2 separate regions of the Homo sapiens genome follow, and region 2 is linked to region 1. Evidence: read pairs that join two places in POLR2A ChIA-PET (ENCODE). Cell type or tissue: PC-3. All regions are shown on one strand. Each heading gives the region's core, and the rest is flanking DNA. Links, peaks and the distances in the headings are about the cores only.

Region 1 (8,098 bases), core at 3,542-6,041:
GCAACACTAGTCACAATAGCAAAGGCATGGAATCAACCCAAATGCCCATCAATGATAGACTGGATAAAGAAAAGGTAGTACATATACACTATGGAATACTACGCAGCCATAGAAAGGAATTAGATCATGCCCTTTGCAGGGACATGGATGGAGCTGGAAGCCATTATCCTCGGCAAACTAATGCAGGAACAGAAAACCAAACACTGCATGTTCTCACTTATAAGTGGGAGTTGAAAAATGAGAACACATGGATACAGGGAGGGGAACAACACACACTGGGACCTGTCAGAGGTTGGGCAGTGGGAGGGAAAGCGTCAGGAAAACTAGCTAATGCATGCTGAGCCTAATACTCAGGTGATGGGTTGATAGGTGCCGCAAACCACCACGGCACACATTTAGCTATGTAACAAACCTGCACATCCTACACATGTAACCCAGAACTTAAAATAAAATAAAAAGGAAAAGAAGAGAAAACAATTCACAATAGCATTAAAATAATTAAATACTTAGGAGCAAATTTAACAAAAAAAGTGAAAGATAGATACACTGAAAACTATAATATTAAACATTGCTGAGAGAGTATATAGAAGATCTATATATATGGAGGAATATTTCATGTTCATGGATTGGAAGACTCAATATCAAGATGGCAAATTCTCTTCAAATTCTCCCTAGCAGAAGAATGGCAATAATTGCCAAACTCATCCTAAAATATATATATGGAAATGCAAAAAAACCCAGAATATTAAAACAATTTGAGAAAAAAAGAAAAATTTGCAGAACTTATAATTCCTGATTTCAAAAGATAGTATAAAACTACAGTAAGCAAGATGATGTTGTATTGGCATAAGAACAGGCCTGCAGATCAATGAAACAGAATTTAAGTTCTAAAACAAACTCTTAAGTTTATGGTCAATTTATTTCCAACAAAGATGCCAAGGCAATTCCTTGGGAGAAAAAAATAGTCCTTGCAAAAAATAATCTGGTACAAATGAATATTTACTTGCAAAAAGAGGGATTTAAACCCTTACCTCATACCATACACAAAAAATAATTAAAATAGATCACAGATCTAAATGTAAGAGCTAAATGTCCTATCTTTTGCCGTGTGTGTGTTGTTTGCTTAGTTTTCTTTGTGTTTGGCATTTATCTATCCTTAAACTCTCCCAGATGTATGAAATATCTCAAACACACTCTGTACTCTGTTAATTTCAGGGTTCTGAAAGTTCTCATGGAGTCTTCTGTTCTCTGCAAATGTGGTTCAGTTTATTTCTATGACTGAGTCAACATCTTTGAATCTCTCTTCACCAAATTTTTGGGAAGCTCTCTGTTTCTTTTGTGTCTGGGACTCTGATTCATGGCTCCATAATAATCCTCTTTCTTGCTCTTGCATACCTTAGAATGGATGCATAGAAGATAAGTTTTAAGATTTTGCAAATTCAAAAATTCTTTATTTTACTCTCATGCTCAATAGGTAACTGATATGGTTTGGATGTGTCCCCACCCAGATCTCATCTTGAATTGTAGCTCCCACAGTTCCCATGTGTTGTGGGTGGGACCCAGTGGGAGGTAATTGAATCATGCGGATGAGTCTTTCTTGAGCTGTTCTGGCGATAGTGGATAAGTCTCACGAGAACTGATGGTTTTCTAAGGGGGAGTTTCCCTGCACAAGCTCTCTCTTTGCCTGCTGCCATTCATGTAAGATGTGACTTGCTCCTCTTTGCCTTCCACCATGATTGTGAGGCCTCCCCCGCCACGCAGAACTGAGTCCATTAAACCCTTTTGCTGTGTAAATTACCCAGCCTTGAGTATGTGTTTATTAGTAGTGTGAAAATGGACTAATACAGTAACTCAGCTGGGTATTTATTTTTAGGTTGGAAGTCACTTTCCTTAAGAATTGTGATGGCTTTATTCTAATGAATTTGGGCTTCCAATTAGCTTTTGAGATGTTCCAGCCAATCTGATTCTTTGTTAATGAAAATTTTTCCTCGTCTGGCAATCATCCACATGCAGTGATTTCATGATGATCTTCTGTAATTTCATTTTCATTCTTGGCCCAGTGAGATTTTTGTAAATTATTTGATCCCTCTCCTGCTTTTCCCAAATCTTTCTGCTTTGTCTTCTGGAACTTCTGTTATTTGGATAGGAACTACTGACTAATTTGGTCAAGTAGTTAAAATCTTATTCTCCTGTCTGATTTTTGCTTAACTTTCTTGAGCATTTCTTTTTTCAACATTATGCTCCTAATCTTCTTTTGAGTTTTTCATTGCTGATATTTTATTGTTAATTTCTCAGACTCCTTTCATTATAAAATTGTTCTTTCTTCTAGTATCCTGCTATTATTTAACTGATGCTATATTTTTTCTTAGCTCTCTGAGTATATCAGTGAAAGAGTTTTGTTATGTTTTGTTTTCTCAGGATAGTATCCACTTTTTTGAGTTGAAATTTTTGTGTTTTTTAAATTGATATATCATAGTTGTACATATTTTTGGGGCATATGTGATATTTTGATACATGTATGTAACACATAATGATCAAGTCAGGATAACTGGGATATCCACATCTCAAACATTTATCTTTTCTTAGTGTTGGGAACATTACAATTCTTCTCTTCTAGATATTTTGAAATACACAACAAATTATTGTTAATTATAATTTTCCTACTGTACTATCTAATACTAGAATTTATTCCTTTTATCTAAGTATATATTTGTACCTGTTAACAAACTTCTCTTTGTTCCTCCCTCCCACTTTCCTTCTCAGCTGGCTTTTTTTTTTTTTTTTTGGATGATCTACTTTCCTTTATTAGTTTTTCATTGCTGTTTTGGTCGCTGACTTTCATTTTAAAACAGTAGAAAGTTTCCTCTAATACCTAAAGAACCTTTGAAGTTCATTCATACTGAAAGCTGGACAGCAAAATAGGAAATTCTAGGGCCTGGTAGGACTTGTACACTGTGGGCTTCATCCTGGGATTGGACTTGGCACTTTTATTGAGGAGTCTCCAACATTAATATCTTTAGGCTGAGTAGATCCTCCAGTGAGTAATCTATCTCCTGTTTGGAGGGTTTAAGTCAGCTCTCAGCATTCTAGGAGCTAGTGGAGAAGAAGGGGCAGTCATTTGACAGTCATCACTTCATTTATGCTCCCTCTTTCCTTTATAGGACTCCTGTCTTCAGTGTTGCATGGTCCCTTTCTCTCCCAATTAAAATTTCTCTGTTATCCTTTCTGCAGAATAAACCTTCATTTTGGCCTGGAATTGAAGAGAATCATTGGAGCAGCTGAGTAGAATAGAGGTGTAACCACCCAATGGGTTCTTCTTGGCCACTGCCCAGATAGAACCAGTTAATTGAGACAGGGGAATTGCAATAGAGAAAGTATTTAATATACATAGAGTCAGCTAAATGAGAGACCAGAGTTTTATTATTACCTAAATCAGCCTCCCTGAAAATTCTGAGGTCAGAGTTTCTATTTTATTTTATATCGATACTTTTAGTTTTTTTCTGGTAAGTCTCCATGGAGCTAAGGGTTTTGTTTGTTTGTTTGTTTGTTTGTTTGTTTTTAAAAGATAGTTTGGTGTGGAGGGGGCTAAGGAATGGTGAACGCTGATTGGTTGGGTCAGGGAGGGAATCACAGGAAGTTGAAGCCATCCTCTTGCACTGAATCAGTTCCTAGGTGGGGACCACAAGACTAGATGAGCCAGTTTACCTGTCTGGGTAGCACCAGCTGATCCATCAGAATGCAGGGTCTGAAAAATAACTCAAACACCAATCTTAGATTTTACAATAGTAATATTATGTTTTGGAGCACCTGGGGAAGTTAGGAATCCTGTGGTCTCTGGCTGCATGACTCCTAAGCCATAATTTCTAATCTTATGGCTAATTTGTTGGTTTTACAAAGGCAGTCTGGTCCCTAAGCAAGGAGGGGGTTTGTTTTGGAGAAGGGCTATTGTCTTTGTTTCAAAGTTAAATTATAAACTAAATTCCTCCCAAAGGTAGCTGGTCTATGCCCAGGAATAAACAAGGGCAGTTTGGAGGGTAAAGACAAGACAGAGTTGATTAGGTCAGATTCCTTTTTCTGTCATAATTTTCTCACTGTTATAATGTTTGATAAGGCTATGTCAGAGTGGGGAGTTGGATTCCCTGACTCCTAAAGTTTTCAAACACTTCCCCACTCCCTCACCTTCACTTGCAGGGCCCTCTTGAGTCCCCAGTGTTTCATCATCTGAAGATCTTGTGACTTAAATCACCTTTCTCCTGAAATGTTTCTACTACCAAGTTAATATTTAGTTTTCTCAAGTTGCCAAGCAGGTTGCCATTGATCCATAGGCTTTATAGCTCCCAAAAAGTTTGCTGCTCTTTTCCTCCTTGTATTCTCTTTTCCTTTATGGGTTTAGAGCTCCAAAAACTTACATTGGTGGGTTTCAGGAGGGAGTCCATGCAAATCAGGTGTTCAGCTGAACACCTTTATTCAGAAGTAGGTTATAGTATTCCTTATATCTTTTTATGTGGCAGAAAGTTTTCATAATTTAAATTGGTTAGAAAATTTTATGCTAAATAATAGAGACAACCAGGGCAAGGTCAGTGGTTGGCTGTTGGTAAAGGGAAGAACGACACTGCATAGTTAGCACAGCCATATGGAACCACCTGTCTCAATCACACAGAGAAATCACATTTGTCTTGATCTCAAGCAAAATTACTATCCTTTTAAAATAAAAATATAAATAAAAATACTTCTTGGCCTTTTGCTACACATGTTCACATTTTACCACTCCTTTGATTTTATTCATTTGTTTGTTTTTTAAGGAGAGTAGATATTAAATAGCAATTTAGTAAATGTAGTAATTATGGAGCAATACAAAATAACAAGACGTATTCACATTTTAAATTCTCAGAATTAATAAGTAGTTCAAAATGATTTCCTAAGGCCACAGACTTGTGTTTGAACTTTCTTACAAATGAATAGCCATCTCAGAATTCTCTCAGGAACTAGGTCTTTCCATTTGGTCAGAGGTCAGCATGATGCAGCTGATAAGGGCGAGTGCTTTGGAAGTGATGTCAAAACCCTTAGGGGGAATCTGCAAGTCTGAGAGGGCCTTTATTCATCCAAGTCAAATTCAAGGATCCCAAGCAGTCAACACTCAAGAGACAGGGGAATAAAAAGTCTGTCTTTAATTTCAGTGGGCCCCTTGGTCCCCAGAGTAACCGCCTCTGACGCCACTTAAAGGCTCATCTGCCAGCGATGGTGAAAAATTCATATTTAAGGTCAACGCTGCTGGTTTGGTTAGTCTGATGGAAAACTATGTTACGCTAAGCTCATCCAGGGAGGTTGGGTGGGGTGCCTTCGCCCATCCCACTTTCCCTTTGCCTTTGATGTTATTTGCCCTGGACCACTTTACCTCTGTATTTATGGCTAACGACATGCTGGAGTAGACCATGTCTCTTGTAACCATGTTATTGGAGTCAGCCGAGGTTAACAGGACTCTGTGCATGCTTTTAATTACGGGGTTTTTTAATGTTTTCTTCTGCTTCTTTTATTTCACTTTTAGTCACTTCTGCTGCACTTTTCTCTCTTTCCAGTTGACTTCCCCACTGTTTAATTTCAGAGAGAATCCTGCCTTTCATTAATGACCCGTGGCACAGAAATAATAGACAACTTAGATGGACAAAAAGGAAGGGATTTCAACTTCTTGAAATAGAATGTGTTTGTTATGCAAGAACAGGTGCAATGTGGGAGGTAAACAAAAATTAGGTGCTTAACTCACTTTCTATTGCTTTGTTCTGGAGAAATTATTTCTTGAAATGAGGAAGAGTTTTGTCTTTAGGCTTATGTATTTATTTTATTACTGCACACTCATACAGCACTTCTTTGTGCCAGGCTCTAAGGACTTTACAAATACAAGCTCCTTTAAGTCTATTAATCCTATGAGATAGTTACTAATTTATCCACATTTAAGAAATGATGAAAATGAGGCACAGAAAAGTTAACTACCTTTCCTAAGGTGGAATAGCTGGTAAGTGGCAGGGCCAAGATTCAATTCCAGGCAATCCCCTGTGCCAAAGTCCATGTTCTTTCTTTTCCCCCCAAATGAAATGTTATTTATTTTTTTTTATACTCTGCCTATAGAAACTCCAAAGGGGAGAAAGAAAAGCAGGAGATAGGGAAGGAGAAAAAGAGGGAAGGACACAGAGGGAGAGGAAGGGTTGGAGGAAGAGAGGGAGAGAGGAAAGAGAGAGAGAGGGAGGAGAAAGACAATCATAAATTTCAATGATCAGTCACTTTCACCACTATCATCACAAGCTGGGTTTATTTAATTCAAAATAAAGTATGTGCCCGTTGAAAAAAATGCTTGCAATGTAATCTTATATATGCTGCAAAATAAAGTGTGCCTGCACTTGAAAACAGAGAAATGATTCATTAAAATCTGCATCTGCTTTAAATCAGGCATTTTAATTTGCTTGGTAGACTAGGAGTGTGGGGTTATAAAGAAGTTATTTCATCATATTTTTCAGGATATTCAAAAGCTTCTCAATATCTAAGGAAAAAAATCTATATAGAAGAAAGATTTCAGTTTCTACTGTGTTCCTAAAAATTATATTCTGTTTCAATATGCTGACTCAGTAAATGAGTCTTAACTTTTGCAAAAAATGGGTTAAATAGATATTAGAGAGATGCTCTGTGAGAATGTATGTTTTCTAAGAAAATACAGCTTTTCCATAACATGTGGTTATGAAATATACTACAGAATTGGAGATGTATTTTAACTCTGTGCTTGTGTGTGTGGTGGAGCCTGGGTCCTGGACAGTGATGTCATGCTACAGAGGAAATAAAGCTGGGAAATGAAGCTGAAATAGTGAGACTCAAAGAATGACTGTAATGTGTAGATTACATTGAGCGAATGCAAGAAGGGAGGAGGCTGAGAATATTTATGCAACAAAGCCAATGATTCAAAATGTTCCATACTTGGATCCCACAGGGGCGCAAAACCAAAAAAAATGTCCCATACATACCCAAACATTGATTTTGTTGGCTGAATTTGCTTCCCAATAAATTAAGTTGATAGGTTTAAACATCTATGCTTTAGGTATTTGGGATATCACATAATGAAATGCACTGGCATTTCAGACCTTCGTGAACATCATACTCAAGCGTTGCTCAGAATGACACATCTCTATTCATTTCCTTAGTGCGTGGATGCATTATTTCTTTATGGTGGTTTAAATTTTGTGTCTTGGCTCCATAAGAGTATCTTGATACTGTTCTCTTTTATATAAATACTCTTTCCCCAGATTTTTGCTTTGTTTTGGTTACTTTGTTCCAATAATTCTTGCCACATGGAGAAAACACACCATACTTTATTTATTTAGGGGAATGGAGGCCCTTATTTTGTTCTTTCTTTTGAAGGAGCTCAAAATAACAAAGTGATACTATTTCAAAAATGGTTTTATATTAAAGAAAAATGTTTCATGTCCAACTCAAGAAGGGAAAAAATCTGTCAGGTTTGTGACTACCTCTATTTTGATTCTACCTCTAATATTTCCTGAGTTACTTAAATTACTAGAATGCAAGCTCCACGAGGGGAACGAATGAGTATTGTTAGCACATCTCCAGTACCTACAACCTATAGGTACAAAATAGATTCTCAAATGTATTTGCAAATAAATAAAGTAAAATCCTGCATTTCAACCTCTAAATGAACATTTCACAAATTTCAAGCAAACAAAATATACAAACGGGTGAATCCCAATGAGTTAAGGAAGTGAATGGTTTCTTAGAAAGGTTTTGTTTCATAATATACTTGAAATTTTTAAATGTTTTCTTGCTTAGACATTCTCTAGTTACATGAAAATCAACTGCTTTAATAATTTTTAATCATTGGTAAAAGTAGAGAGATTTGTAAATCATGGTAAATATTTACAAAAGGGAGATTTTTCAGAAAACAATATTTTTCCATTATAGAATGAATCCTGTGAACATTTCCTTCTATTAAATATTTGAGTACTATTTCTTAAAGCGTTCTTTCCATAAAAATCACAATGTTCTTAGACTTTCTGGTTTTAAAGTTGTGGTGCTCCCCCAACTAAAATTTGTTCTATAGATG
Region 2 (8,098 bases), core at 3,466-5,965, 81 kb after region 1:
TTGCATTTAAAAACTCAGGATCCAACTTAAGATAGTAATACTAGTACTATTGTTTGAGCACCTACAAGGTATTTGTTGCTTCACATGGACCAGCCATTGAATGCTTAAATAATCTTATAAGTAAGCCTCATTATCACTAATTTACTGCTAAAGGAACCGAGTTGGTGAGAAGTTAAACAAAGAAATAGAGATAGAAAATAATAAAGCAAGAATCAAACCCAATAAAATGTGTTCCAAAAAAATGTTCCACCATTATGCTGCTTGTCTTATTTGAAATGTATCCCCTTGAGACATGGATTTATGTGCAATTGATTTACTAAGGAAGTGCCAGGAGAAAACACTGGGTCGGGGGTTGGCTGGTGGGGAGAGTAAGGCAAGGGAAGAAGAAGCTGAGCAAGAGTGTGATTCTGTTGCAGTTCCAGCCTCAACCCAAACCCATGGAGAACATGTCCCATCTGGGCAAGGTTGCTGGACATCCCCATCTCCATACCTTTCACCTGCCCCAGGGGAATGTATATTTTGTGGCACTAGTTCTCTGCAAGGTAGTCCTCCGAGGAAAGTTGCAGATACAAGTGATTAGAAATGAGGAACCTAGAACAGAACCAGGTGGTAGGTGCACTGAAAAGGCTCCAGGGATCTGAAGTGTTCTTGGTAGAGCACTGATGCTGTCCCATCCGTGACCCTGCTAATAAAGATACGAGTATATCACGTGGTGGTCAGGAGCACATTCTTGATCCAGACCGCCAGAGTCAAATCTGCGCTGTGACACTTGGGCAAGTTTCTTAACTTATATGTGCTTCATCTTCTGTATCTGTAAAATGTGGAATAATTCTTTTACCTAAACACATAAGGTTGCTTTGAGGATTAAATGAATATATATATTCATCTAGTCTGTACATAGACTAGAGCTGGATTGGAAGCAGAGCTATTATCATGTGACTTACTTATGGCATGTCCCACAGCTGGTTAGTCGCACAGCCAAGATGGGACCTCTGGGACACTCCTACTTCTTGCTGGCCATATACGTATGAATTTAAAATTAACTACTTCTTGTTGGCCATAGATATGTTAATTTCAAATTTTCATAAAGTTCTAGGTGATCTCTGCTGTATTGAATATCTCAAGTAATTGATAATTACTATATATGCTAATATAGGTACAGAAGGTACCTTACAGTTCATGAGTAATCTATTAAAAATTCAAACAACAATATATACACTAAGCATGCTGTGTTATAAACTGTCTTAAAAGTAATGTTCTGTTTTGTTTGTTTTTATATTCTTGAAGTGTTTGGCCAAAGGACCTAATTCATTCATATTTAAAAATAAATGACTGTAAATCATAACATGTTACCTCTTTCATCAAGTCAAATAGCCTTAATCCTAAGTGCCTAGGTGGAAATTCAGAAATCAATAAGCAAGGGAGAAAGATATTGGTATGTAGTAGAGGTATGTAGTAGAGGAAGTGATTCTCTCCCAACATATTACTCTTCAAGGGCATTTACTGAAGTAACTATTTTTAACTTACGCAGGTCCAATTAAGAATAGTAAATAAACTGGAAGAGTAAAACAAAAGCAAAGTATTTTATGTGGCAATGTTCCAATGTGAAGAAAAAAATTTCAGGTAGCACATGCATGATTGCACATACATATTAATGAATTGATGATTTATACTTATTTGTGTTTGATTATTAATCAGGACTTTTATTTGCAAGTAATAGAAACCCAAGCTGAACTAGTTTCAGAAAAAGAAAGGAATGTATCGATTCATTTATTAAGAGGAAAACTTGAGTAAATAAACCACAGTTGGTAGAGATGCAACTGGTTTCAGGAACAGCTTCAGTGAAGTGTTCGAACTCTGCCAAACCTGTCTTATCTTGTCTCTGGTACCTCTCTGTGTGCTTGCTTGATGGTATCTCACTGAATGCTGGCTTCTTTCATGTGCTGAGAAACATCATCCCTGGAGGTTGCTGAACCTCACAGCTCATATTCAGCTTCTAGAGGGGGTTGAATTCTTTTTCGTCGTTTGAAAAGTTCCAAGATAGGCTGGGCACCCTTCCCTGAACTTACCAATTGTGGCTGGCAGGGCAAGGTTGTGTTTGAAGATGGTAGACGCATGAGAATTCGGGATTACAGTAAGGGGTGAGTTATTTCCCAGAAGCCTCCTCGCCCTCATTTCTTCTCTTTTTCCTTCCTTTTCTTCATCTCTTTCCCACTTCATCTCTTCTTGCCATCACCTCATGTGCTTTAGCTGACAGGTCCATTCATGCTGTGGCCCCTTGACTGTGGCCCCTTGACACCACATCAGCAAGTCAGGATTTGCATTGCACCCTTACCTTCTTCAGAGTGGAGTGTCTGTGGTGCAAAGATGCCATTTCCTTGTTAATTCTGGTTGTCTCTCATACCTGGGATACATTGTCAGGCTAAAAGAGCCGTTCCTGTTAGGGATGAGGATACGGCAGGAGACATGGAGAGAGAGGGGCAGATACCTCTGTGCTCCCATTGTCACATGAGCATGTCAGCATGATCATATGCTCATCCATCTACATGGTTAGTTCTGGCTGAAATGTTCCCATAGGCAGCATCACTTTAGGAGCTAGCTGACCTCTTGATAACTTTTTCCAGAGATGGATTACGGGCTTTTATGTGGGCAGCAACTTGTGCCTCAGGTGGGTATGTAAAGCTGGGTGCCAGGAACAAGAACAGGCAGGAAGAAAAGTGATGGGAATTTACAAAATTTCCAGCTCATTACAGATTACACCCATCGCCTCTCTCCTTTTGTTTTAGTTTTGAATTTATCGAGTTGCAAGTTGTTTTTGAAGAGCTGTGTTCCACTCGTCCTCTCATGTTTTAACAAGCAAGGAGCCACAGGTTAAATGGGTAGAGTTGGAAGAATGAGTACAGGAAAATTGTTCAAAAGGGCGCTAGTAACCTCCCTGTGTTTCTCACATATTGCTGAGTATAATCAGACAAGACAAGAAAGGTACTTTCTCCCGCTTTACCCCCAAAATTAATAGCTAAAGCATGACACACATATATTTAGCTATAAATAAAAAAACCTATTTAGCTTCAGTCATGTATGAGAAATGTGTATTTGTGATGAGTTGATGAGTTCGTGTCACAAACAATGACAGGGACAATCATGACCTAGGTAGAAATGTACAAATCTCCAAATTTTTAGTTTGTGGTAGAAAATTGAGGATGTATGAATTTCCTAGGGCTGCTGTAATAAATGACTGCAAGCTGGATAGCTTCAAACAGCAGAAATTTATTCTCTCACAGCTCTGGAGATCAGGAGTCTGAAATCAAGATATAGGCAGGGCCAGGTTCCTTCCAAAAACTCCCCTTCCTTGCCTCTTCCAGCTTCTGGTAGCTTCTGGCATTCCTGGGCTTGTGGCAGCATCACTCCAATCTCTGCCTCCATCTTCATGCCTCCATCTTCTCTCTGTATGTATCTATGTCTGAATCTCTCTCTCCTTTCTCTCATAAAGACACATGTCATTGGATTTAGATCCCACCTTAATCCAGTATGATCTCCTCTCAACCAATTACATCTGCAAAAACCCTATTTTCAAATAAGGTCCCCTTCTGAGGTTCAAGGTAAACATGAATTTTCAGGAGACGCTGTTCAACCCAGCACAGGGAAATAAAGCAAAAAAAAAAAATATGTTTCTTTCAGCCAGCATTATTGTTTAGGTAATTGGCTATTTGAAGCCTCCAAAACCATACGGATTTTTTTTTTTCCAATACTCGGTGTCTTTCACAAAAAGCCCTTTTTGAACTGAATCTGTTTTCAGGGTAGGTGCTGGTGAAGAGAGATCAGCAGGTAGGCACAGTTTTGTCAAAGATCTCATTCTTTCAGTCACTGAAGGGAAATATACATTTCCCCTAAGATTTTCTTGCCTCAAATTCTGAAACATTTTCTTCGTTCTAAGTTCTAGGGAATTCTGCAACACATAGAATTTTTTGGTATTATCTCTGTACCCAGTCACTTGGTCTTAGGTTCTCTATGTCTCATCCCACTCTGTATAGCTCAAGTTAAGTAGAATAAGATGCCACCAAGTGTAGATTCTTTGAATCGTTTCATTACTTTCTACATTGTAAAAAATGAATATATAAAATGGGTTCCTGATATTTAAGATTTTTTCAATCATATTGTGTCCTTTGCATCAAATTCTATCCCCCCAGCTCTGCCCTCAGGCAGCTACAGAGTGGATAGAAACGCTTTCCTCTCTCATCAAAATAATGAAGACATTTGCTGAGAGCTGATTAGGAGGTGTGCATAAATTGGGAAAGGTTTTAGGATAGCCACTTCAGGGAGCTGAACAGAATGCAGAGCAAAACCAAAGAAAGATTGACGTTCTGAGGCAAAAGTGTGAGTTATGAACTTTGAAGTCTCATGCGAATACTTGTATAAAGTTTATCTCCAGTGTCCTTAGTGGAGGATGAGAAGGAGCAGATGACAGGAGTGATTCACCATTTGAGCATTTGGGTCAGTTGTGAGTGCTGGTGAGTGATGAGTTCAGTGACCTTCCAGGAGAAAATGGCTGGCTGAGCAACTGGAAAAGTGTGAAAGAGCTAACAGGAAAGGAAAGAGGCACAGAAAGAGAATTTCAGAGGTAGTGTACTCATGGGCAGGGTGTGACAATGGGATTCAGTAGCTGAAGTGGGATGCAGTATAGTGGAGATAATCAAGAAACTAAGAGGCAAATGAATTTAATGATTCAGCCTCATTGATGTTGGCTTCATGGAAAGGGTAGTATTCATTTTATTTCAATTCAATAAATAGTTATTAAGCACTCTTTGTGCTGCAGGGGCTATGTGAGGCATATTTGACCTGGATAAAGTGCGTAAGAAGAGATGATGAGATTAGGAAAAACGGTCGTTGTCAAGGTCAGCTTTATGGTCAGTGTTAATTTCCACCTTGGTTTTGGCTACTCTTGAGCAACTGTTTATTGTTGTTCTCTGCTTTTCTTGCTAAGATATCTCAAGTGTATCTGAAAGCTCCCGTTACTTGATCTAATGGAAGAGACTGTTTTCCTCTTTCAGGTTGAAGTCTTTCCCTTTCTGTCTGTGTTCTGGTTTCTGGGCTGTTCCTTTAATACACACAGTAGTTAATAAATAACCCACGGCTGCCAGGCCCTCCTTGCCTGGTCTGTTTTGCCATCAGAAGGTAAGCTCACGGGCCTGTCACCATTCTGGGTCTGTACACCCCACCTTTGTACAAGAATGTGGGATCAATAACATAGTTTGATGTCATCAGGGGAATTTCCATGTTTGTGTCTTGCCTCCACTTCCATATGCACTGCTTTGTATTTCTTTTTATTTATTTCTTCTGCCATCATACAGCCAGGCTACAAGCAAGATTAAATTAAATGTTCATTCCAGTGTCAGGAATACCAATATATCTATATTCGTATACTTTCTATGGTCATGACTTTCTTTAATAATTCGTACAATTTTAATATTTTTGAATAGAGGCAACTCTTGGCATTCCCCCTGTGATTGTGATAATAATGTGAATGTGTGAAGTAACCAGAATAAGGAACACTTTTTAAATGCTACTCTGATACATTACAGGGTCAGTATTTTTTTTTTTTTTTTTTTTTGAGACGGAGTCTCACTCTGTAGCCCAGGCTGGAGTGCAGTGGGGCGATCTCAGCTCACTGCCAGCTCTGCCTCCCGGGTTCACGCCATTCTCCTGCCTCAGTCTCCCGAGTAGCTGGGACTACAGGTGCCCGCTACCACGCCTGGCTAATTTTTTGTATTTTTAGTAGAGACGGGGTTTCACCTTGTTAGCCAGGATGGTCTCGATCTCCTGACCTTGTGATCTGCCCGCCTCGGCCTCCCAAAGTGCTGGGATTACAGGCGTGAGCCACAGCGCCCGGCCCAGCCTCAGTATTTTTAATTAAAAAATGTATAACTCTGTCATCATTACAAGTAATATAATAATGCAAAAACAAAAGTCTTGTCTTTTCCGTGGACAGTTACCCAGCACATCAGAAAGTCGGGTTAATGCAGCATTCAGCCAACAAGCAGGAAGGGGCATGGAGCTCTGTGTGTGCCTCACTCTGCTTCCTCAGATGGTGCCTTGGCTAAAGAAGAATAGCATAACATAGTTTAAAACACAAGTTTGTTGACTGCTTAAAATGTTTGTAGAACTTGTTGTGGGAGCAGAAAATAACGAGCAGCCTCCATCAGGGGATTGGTAGCAGTGCCCTGGCTTGATCAGGCTTTGTAAGCATGGCGTGAAGCATTGTGGGAAATCCTATCCTGTGCTAAGCATTTGAGCCAATGGCCCTGTCCTGCACTGATCAAAGTACTCCCATTTCCTCAAGTTGTACCCTCCACTAAACAAGTTATGTCCATCCTTAAGGAACATTCTTGGTGTCTCACTTAATATCCCCATGGTGGTCTGAAAATTTCCTCTCTAGAAATTATTCTTCTATTTTTCAGGAGTTTGATAGTCAGGTAATTTTTTCTCCCATATTATCAGTTTCTTAATTTATATTTATCCTTACATGTCATTTCCAAGCACTTCTTTTTCTTTCTTTTTTTCCCTGTCTTTGCTCACATCCTTTCTATTTTGCCAAGGGCTTGCTTCTTCCAAGCCTTTTTATCCTCTCCTCCCGTGATCAGTACCCAAGTTTGCAGCAAGGTTCCTTGTTGTTTTATGGGTTGGTGTTTTTGCTTAGGAAATCCTCATGTTTTAGGCTGCACCCTCAATCTGTAATCTGAAGGTCAGATTACAGTTTAATTCTTCTTGAAGCCCTCATCAAGTTTCAAAGAGAAGCCTTGTTATTTGCCCTTTGTAAGAAGGAACACCTTGAAAGGCCATGGGTCTGTCTTCTCATCCTAGAGGCCAAGGGGCACTGGGACTGGAGTGGCAGGGAGGCCATGAGCCCCCTCCCCAGGTGTAAGACTCCCAGTCTGGCACTGCACCTCTGAGGGCATCTGCATGTGGTGGTCCCTGCTAGTGGCTTCCAGAAGTACCTTCTGGCATTGGCTCCTGAGGTCATCACCCTTGTTGATGACAGCTGTCGGCAACTTGCCTTACTGAAGCCTTTCATCCTCCCTCCCACCGGCAGCAACTTCCAGGGTCCTTGATGCATCTCCAACACGCTTCCTACAATAATGTGTAGCCGTAGGAAAGTACAGACTTTGGGGTCACACTAGCCTGGTTTAAAATCCCATCACCCTTTCCCAGCTGTGGTACTTTGGGCTTGTTGTCTAATCTCTGAGTTTCAGTAAATCTGTAAGATAAGGATTATAACATCTTTCTTATAGATTTGTTGTAAATATTAAATGAAATACATAGAATGATTCATATGTGGCTAGTAGATAGTAGGTCTAAATAAAAGACAGATGTTATTATTATTCCAGGGATAAATTGGTAGCTTTGCAGTTTGGTGTTAGTTTTAGCACTTCCTATGAAGACAAAAAAAAAAGCACTTGCTCTTAAAAGTTTCTTTCAAGCTGTTTATTTGAAGCTCCCCAAAGTCAAGCACCACCCAGCATCACACACCCTTCACTCCCTCTTCCTCTACTTCAATGAAGGCCACTAGTTTCTGAAACTGTCGTGACAGTAACCAACTCTCCTTTGCCCTAATGGCTTCTTCCCAAGATCTACCTTACAGAGCTCAGTACAACCTTAAGGTTCTGCCTGAATTTATGAGGTATTTAGCAAAAATCTCACATGTGCCTGAATATTTTACTGTTGACATCTTAGCAGTGCCCTGTCCCCCTTGGAGGACCGAGGAACCCAAAAACGTCAAGTCTCAGACAGAAGCTCAAACTAGACATAAAAATGAAATTCTTATAGAAATTCTGGGTTTTACTTCTGTGCAATCATTGTTACTATGCAACCATGCTTGAACGATAACTACCCTTTTCAAGCAAAATAGAAAAGTTTCTGCCTTCAGGCCACACGACCTTTTAGAGACAAAACAAGTGCAAACAAAACCGTGTGCAATGTTTTTTCCATGAATGTGATGTTGAAAATGTACCTGAGGCTTAGGTGTGGCATGACTCGCTATGTAACACAGAAGAAAACTGGATTTAAAAACTGGAATTTCTTGGCTGCCCATTCAGACACGACC

What was found. Peaks named below come from ENCODE experiments on the same cell type or tissue, not always from the same donor. Only the 100,000 strongest peaks of a DNase experiment are listed, where the experiment ranks them.
Region 2: POLR2A ChIA-PET joins it to region 1 with 5 read pairs; 4 of 35 experiments call an interaction of 5 or more read pairs at or near these places.

What each region holds. Positions count from the first base shown.
Region 1 is chr6:132,411,912-132,420,009 of GRCh38, reverse strand. No RefSeq gene overlaps it. Among named protein-coding and RNA genes, the nearest start is that of MOXD1, 14 kb to the right of the region's middle. In PC-3, for the core only: no CTCF peak of the experiment used is centred there; no DNase peak of the experiment used is centred there.
Region 2 is chr6:132,330,846-132,338,943 of GRCh38, reverse strand. The region is part of intron 4 of MOXD1 (monooxygenase DBH like 1); the gene reads left to right. Among named protein-coding and RNA genes, the nearest start is that of MOXD1, 67 kb to the left of the region's middle. In PC-3, for the core only: no CTCF peak of the experiment used is centred there; a DNase peak (open chromatin) is centred at 4,503; H3K27ac peaks cover 415 bases.